Linked DNA regions of Homo sapiens: region 2 is linked to region 1. A link is a loop called in an ENCODE intact Hi-C map of the cell type or tissue named here. Cell type or tissue: sigmoid colon. All regions are shown on one strand. Each heading gives the region's core, and the rest is flanking DNA. Links, peaks and the distances in the headings are about the cores only. Region 1 has its middle 210 kb from the start of LINC01917. Region 2 has its middle 270 kb from the start of LINC01917.

Region 1 (2,920 bases), core at 196-2,695:
GAGGACGCACTTAGGGAAATACAAAGTGCACTGGAAAGTCTTAGCAATAGAATCAAATGAGCAGAAGAAAGAACTTCAAAGCTCAAAGGCAAGGCTTTTGAATTAACCCAATCTGACAAAGACAAAGAAAATAATTTTTTTAAATGAATAAAACCTCCAGGAAGTTTGGGATTATGTTAAGTAATCAAACATGAGAATAATTAGTGTTCCCAAAACAGAAGAGAAATCTAAAGTTTGAAAAACATATTTGAGGGGATAATCAAGGAAAACCTCCCTAGCCTTGTTAGAGATCTAGACATTCAACTACAAGAAGCTCAAAGAATACCTGGGGAATTCATTGTAAAAAGATCATTGCCTAGGCACATAGTCATCAGGTTATCTAAAGTCTAGACAGGATACAATAGTAAGAGCTGTGAGGCAAAAGCGTTAGGTAACATACAAAGGAAAATCTATCAGATTAACAGCAGATTTCTTGGCAGACACCCTACAAGCTAGAAGGGATTGGGGCCCTACTTTTAGCCTCCTTAAACAAAACAATTATCAGTCAAGAATTTTGTATCTAGTGAAGCTACGCTTTATAAATGAAGGAAAAATAGTCTTTCTCAGACAAACAAATGCTGACAGAATTTACCACTACCAAACCAGCACTACAAGAACTGCTAAAAGGAGCTCTAAATCTTCAAACAAATCCTCAAAATGCACCAAAATAGAATCTATTAAAGCATAAATATCACAGGACCTATAAAATGATAACACAATGACAAAAAATAGCAACAAATAGCACAATGAATAGAATAGTACTTCACATCTTAATACTAATGTTGAATGTAAGTAGCCTAAATGCTCCACTAAAAAGATACAGAATGGATAAGAACTCATCAACCTAGTATTTGCTGTCTTTAAGAGATTCACTTGACACATAAGGACACACATAAACTTAAAGGGATTGAAAAAGACAATCCATGCAAAGAAACACCAAAAGCTAGCAGGATTAGCTATTTTGTATTTTTTTGTTTTGTTTTCTTTTGAGACAGTCTTGCTCTGTTACCCAGGCTGGAGTGCAGTGGCACATTCTCAGCTCACTGCAACCACTGCCTCTTAGGTTCAAGTGATTCTCCTGCCTCAGCCTCCCAAGTAGCTGGGATTACAGGGGCCTGCCACCACACCCAGCTAATTTTTGTATTTTTAGTAGAGACAGGGTTTCACCACATTGGCCAGGCTGGTCTCAAACTCCTGACCTCAAGTGATCCACCCACCTCGGCCTCCCAAAGTGCTGGGATTACAGGCAGTTGCCACCACACCCAGCATGAGAATCTATTCTTATATCAGGCAAAACAAATGTTAAAGCAACAGCAGTTTAAAAAGTCAAAGAGGAACATTATATAACGATAAAAGGACTACTCCAACAGAAAATATCACAATTCTAAATATATATTCACGTAACACTTGAGTTCCCAAATTTATTAAAAAATTATCACTAGATCTATGAAATGAGATAGACAGCAACACAGTAGTAGTCGGGGATATAGTACTTCACTGACAGCACTAGATGAGTCATAAAGACAGAAATCAAGAAAGAAACAATGGACTTAAATTATACCCTAGAAAAAATAAACGTAACACATATTTACAGAACATTACCCAATGACTGCAAAACAGACATTCTATTCATCAGCATATGGAACACTCTCTAAGATAAACCATATGATAGGTCACAAAACAAGAAAAGAAAACTAAAATTATATCAAGTACTCTCTCAGACTACAGTGGAATAAAATTGGAAATCAACTCCAAAAGGAACCCTCTAAACCAAGAAAATTAAATAACCTGCTCCTAAATGATCATTGGGTCAACAATGAAATCAAGATGGAAATTAAAAAATACTTTGAACTAAACCATAATAGTGACACTAACTATCAAAACCTTTGAGATACAGGAAGAGTGATACTAAGAGGAAAGTTCACAGGATTAAATGCCTACATCAAAAGTCTGAAAGAGCACAAATAGACAATCTAAAGTCACACCTCAAGGAACTAGAGAAACAAGAACAAATCAAACTCAAACAGAGCAGAAGAAAAGAAATAAGCAAGATAAGGGCAGAACTAAATGAAACTGATACACAGACACAGACACAGACACACACACACACACACACACACACACACACACAAAAGATGAATGAAATTTCAGCTCTTCATTTATACCTCATTTAAAGGATGGCTTCATTCAATGAAACAGTATCTGTGAGAACAGATTATAAACTTGAAAGTGCTTATAATTGTCATCACTACCACCTCCACCACTATCAGCCCCAAAAAGTCCATAGACCACAAGATCTGGGATAGCTAATAAGTGTCATCTTCCAGCCAGCTTTATCAATTGGGAGTGGTTTCTTGGAGCTCTGGGTTGAGAAGGACTCAGGCTGCACACAGGATCCAAGGGAAAATATAGTTATGTCTATTATGTGAAGACATGATGAGCAGAGGGTGATCACATGAGAATCAGAAGGTGAACATGCCAGGCATGGGTGGGAAGGCTGGCCTTTTGGATTATGATACTGGCCAAAACTTCAATAATGACTCAAAGCCCTATTACATTGCCCAAGAATTACATCACCTCTTGTCACCCTATGACTCATGTTGTAACCACAGATAAAAGAACAAAATTTTAGTGAACTAGAAGAGCCTGGAAAGTTTTAAATGAGCTGTATCTCACAATACAAAGCCTTCTTCCAACATTTTTAGAACTTACATTTTAAAAGTTATGATTTTCAAATTGATTAAATGAAACAGAGGTGATCATTTTAGCCTTGGGAACTTCTCACCATCCTCAATCTTCAATTCCCAAAATTACATTCAAAAATAGCTTATTCAAAGCATTTATTTTAAAAAGAAACATCCTCAGACTAAAGAAATAAAAA
Region 2 (2,920 bases), core at 148-2,647, 60 kb after region 1:
GATACGAGTGTTAAAAATTGTTTATTTAATATACTGTTGATGGGCACATGGGTTGTTTCCAAGCTTTAGCTATCACAGATAAGGCTACGACAAAAAATGTAGTGCATGGCTGTTGGTACCAAGCCGCATGCATTGCTATTGGGTCTATAAGGGTTGAATTTGGGGGGTCATAGATTGAGAGTATGTTCAGTTTTAGTAGAAAATACTAAACAGTTTTTCCAAGTGACTGCATCAATTTTTACTCCTGCCAGAAGTTTATGAGAGTTCTAGTTACTCTAAAACCTTACCAACACTTGTAATTAGTGTAATATTTTTTAACTTTTGAGATTTTTCTGGGTATGTAGTGATATCTCATTGTGGATTTGTGTCATAGTGACTAATACATTTAGGAACCTTCCCAAATATTTATTAGCCATATGGATATACTTTTTAGTGCCCAAAGACAGGAACTAGTCAAATATAGATAAGTCAAGCAACTGGAGGCAAGGAGAGGATGAACAGAGGCTAGATTCCAAGAGGGAATTTGAAACCTTGAAGGTAGTCCACTATGAAAGAAGTCTGGCTCAAGTAACCAGATTCAACAAAATAGTCAAAGTCATGGTTTTTGAGGTTTGAAAGCCTTCCAGACCCCGTTCTCTTGCCTGAATGTGAAAACAGCAGGAGAAAAGGCCTGTATTCATGAACTAGAAGAGCTTTCTCATTAAACTCCTAAGCATGGCTTCTGTGGAAGGAACCCTTACACCATGGAGCGCACACAATGGGTAGAAGAGTGACACTACAACCTGGTATCTGTCAGTTCTGTTGAGATTTATACCCCAATGGTAAAATATCGGCTCTGAGAAAACTCAGTCAAGGAGGGATGAGGGCAGCATTTCTAGTTTTCAGTGAAGATAGAATTTTTGGTTATGGGGAATTACTACAGTATGAACTTTTTAGTTTGTCAGAGATGAGGTAAGTATTGTTATCTCACGCAGTGCTACTGAAGACAGCCACTATAGGAAAGAAAAGAGAGAGGGAGATCAATCCTTCCAGCAGGTGTTGAGTTATGTTCCTGAGACTCTGTGATGAAAATTCATGTGAAATTGATTTATTTGGAAGTATTCGCAGGAAAATCTGGGGAGAGTGGGAAAGTGAACCAGAGAAGAACACAAAACTAAACAGGGATACACTATCAAGTAAGCCCCATGAATGGGAATTTTAGCTCAGTCACACAAGGAAGTTGGAGACAGTGTTGGTTGTCCCTCAGAGTCACTCCCACTAGAGACATGGGAGCTGGGGTACTTATGCCCCTGCACTGTCAGCCATTGGTTAAGGATTGTTTCAGGGAAACAAACATTCCAAGATCCTTCCTGTTTTATGGAAAACCAAAGCAGACTCAGGAGTGGAACAGTCCCTAACCACAGATACTGGTGGTGGCTGTTTGGAGTGGAAGAGCACAAAATAATCAAGGAATCCAAGGTAATATGGTAGCTTTGATATTGCTTGCTGTAAGTGGCTTCCTAGTGCCAAAGAGAATACAAAAAAATACCCCAAACTCTCTTGTAAGGGCCTCCATACCAAACATGATTGTCCATTTTTGCCTCTGCCACCTCTTCTACCATCGCTCTTCTCCCACATTCTCTCACTACAGACCTGTCTTGCAATCCCTCCTCTTCCTTCAGAGAAAGAAGTTTTCACCTCAAAGACTTTAGACTGTTTTTCTCCATACAAAAGTATACAAATGATATTTTGGATCATCAAGTACTCAGAAACGATTTAAGAATTGGTTTCCAGGGGAAAATTACTCAGGGAACACCTCCAGCCAAAATACAAATAAACCAGAAAAACAGAAATGAACATCCAGAATAGGAGAGATACAACCATCAGAAAACAGTGGTAAGAAAACTAGTAACCTAAAATTCCAAATGATTTAAGCAAAACCTGAAATTTAAGAATAGGGTTAGGTTGTGTAAGAAAAAAGCAGGGGGAAATGAAGTAAAACAAAGCTAAAGGTTTCATCTTCTTTGGAGAGAATTGTGTAGAAACTGTAAAATTATCTATGTATTAAAATGGTTTTTCAAAATAAATGTAGAAGGATAGAAAAAGATATAAAACTTCCAAACAACTAGAGAGAAAAAGGAAAAAAAAGAAAAACAAATTATTTCACCTAGAATAAAAAACTGAAGAATAAGAAAAAAAAATTTTAAAGCTATCAAATTCCATACAAATTATATATTTAAATGCAAAAATAAAATAAAAGTACGTTATAAACCATTAGGCTGGGAAAAAGCAACACGTCATCCATACCAGAAATTGTAATAGAAATGATTAATAGGTTTAACAGCATTAAAAAAGTAAAATAAAACTCCAAAGCTTGAAAAACACAATGTATGACAGAAAAAGTCAGTAGAAAAACAACATAAATGGTAGAAAAAATGGGCTTCAATATATAAAACTTCCTACACATTAACAAGGAACATATAAAAAAGAAAACATGGTTAAAAAACATAAGTAGGTAATCCACCAAAACATAAAAGCATTTGGCCAATTCAAATATGAAAAAATACCTAGCTTCACTAAATAACCAAATGAATGTAAGTTAAAATTAAGAGCTATCATCTTTTACCTATCATATTAGCACAGATTTCAAAATAGTAACAGTATATGTGAAAACAATGAGGAGCAGGTCCTATTATTGATGGGAGTATAAATTGGTGCAATATTTTATAAAGCAATTTGGAATGTGCATCAAAATTTAAAATGTATTATGCTGCTCAACCCAGAAATTCTCCTTCAAGGAATTTATCCTTAGGAGTACTAATGAAAGTTCACCAAGATATCTACACAAGAATGTTTATGTAGAATTATGCACAATAAAAAATGAAAAAAATAACAACTTAAAAATGTTTCATTAAGCTTGTTAAATGAAGTACTTTATAGG

The links. Peaks named below come from ENCODE experiments on the same cell type or tissue, not always from the same donor. Only the 100,000 strongest peaks of a DNase experiment are listed, where the experiment ranks them.
Region 2: a loop joins it to region 1, with 4 times the contacts of the local background. A loop is called at or near these places in 3 of 110 quality-filtered maps.

What each region holds. Positions count from the first base shown.
Region 1 is chr18:53,793,673-53,796,592 of GRCh38, forward strand. No RefSeq gene overlaps it. Among named protein-coding and RNA genes, the nearest start is that of LINC01917, 210 kb to the left of the region's middle. In sigmoid colon, for the core only: no CTCF peak of the experiment used is centred there; no DNase peak of the experiment used is centred there; H3K27ac peaks cover 251 bases.
Region 2 is chr18:53,853,435-53,856,354 of GRCh38, forward strand. No RefSeq gene overlaps it. Among named protein-coding and RNA genes, the nearest start is that of LINC01917, 270 kb to the left of the region's middle. In sigmoid colon, for the core only: no CTCF peak of the experiment used is centred there; no DNase peak of the experiment used is centred there.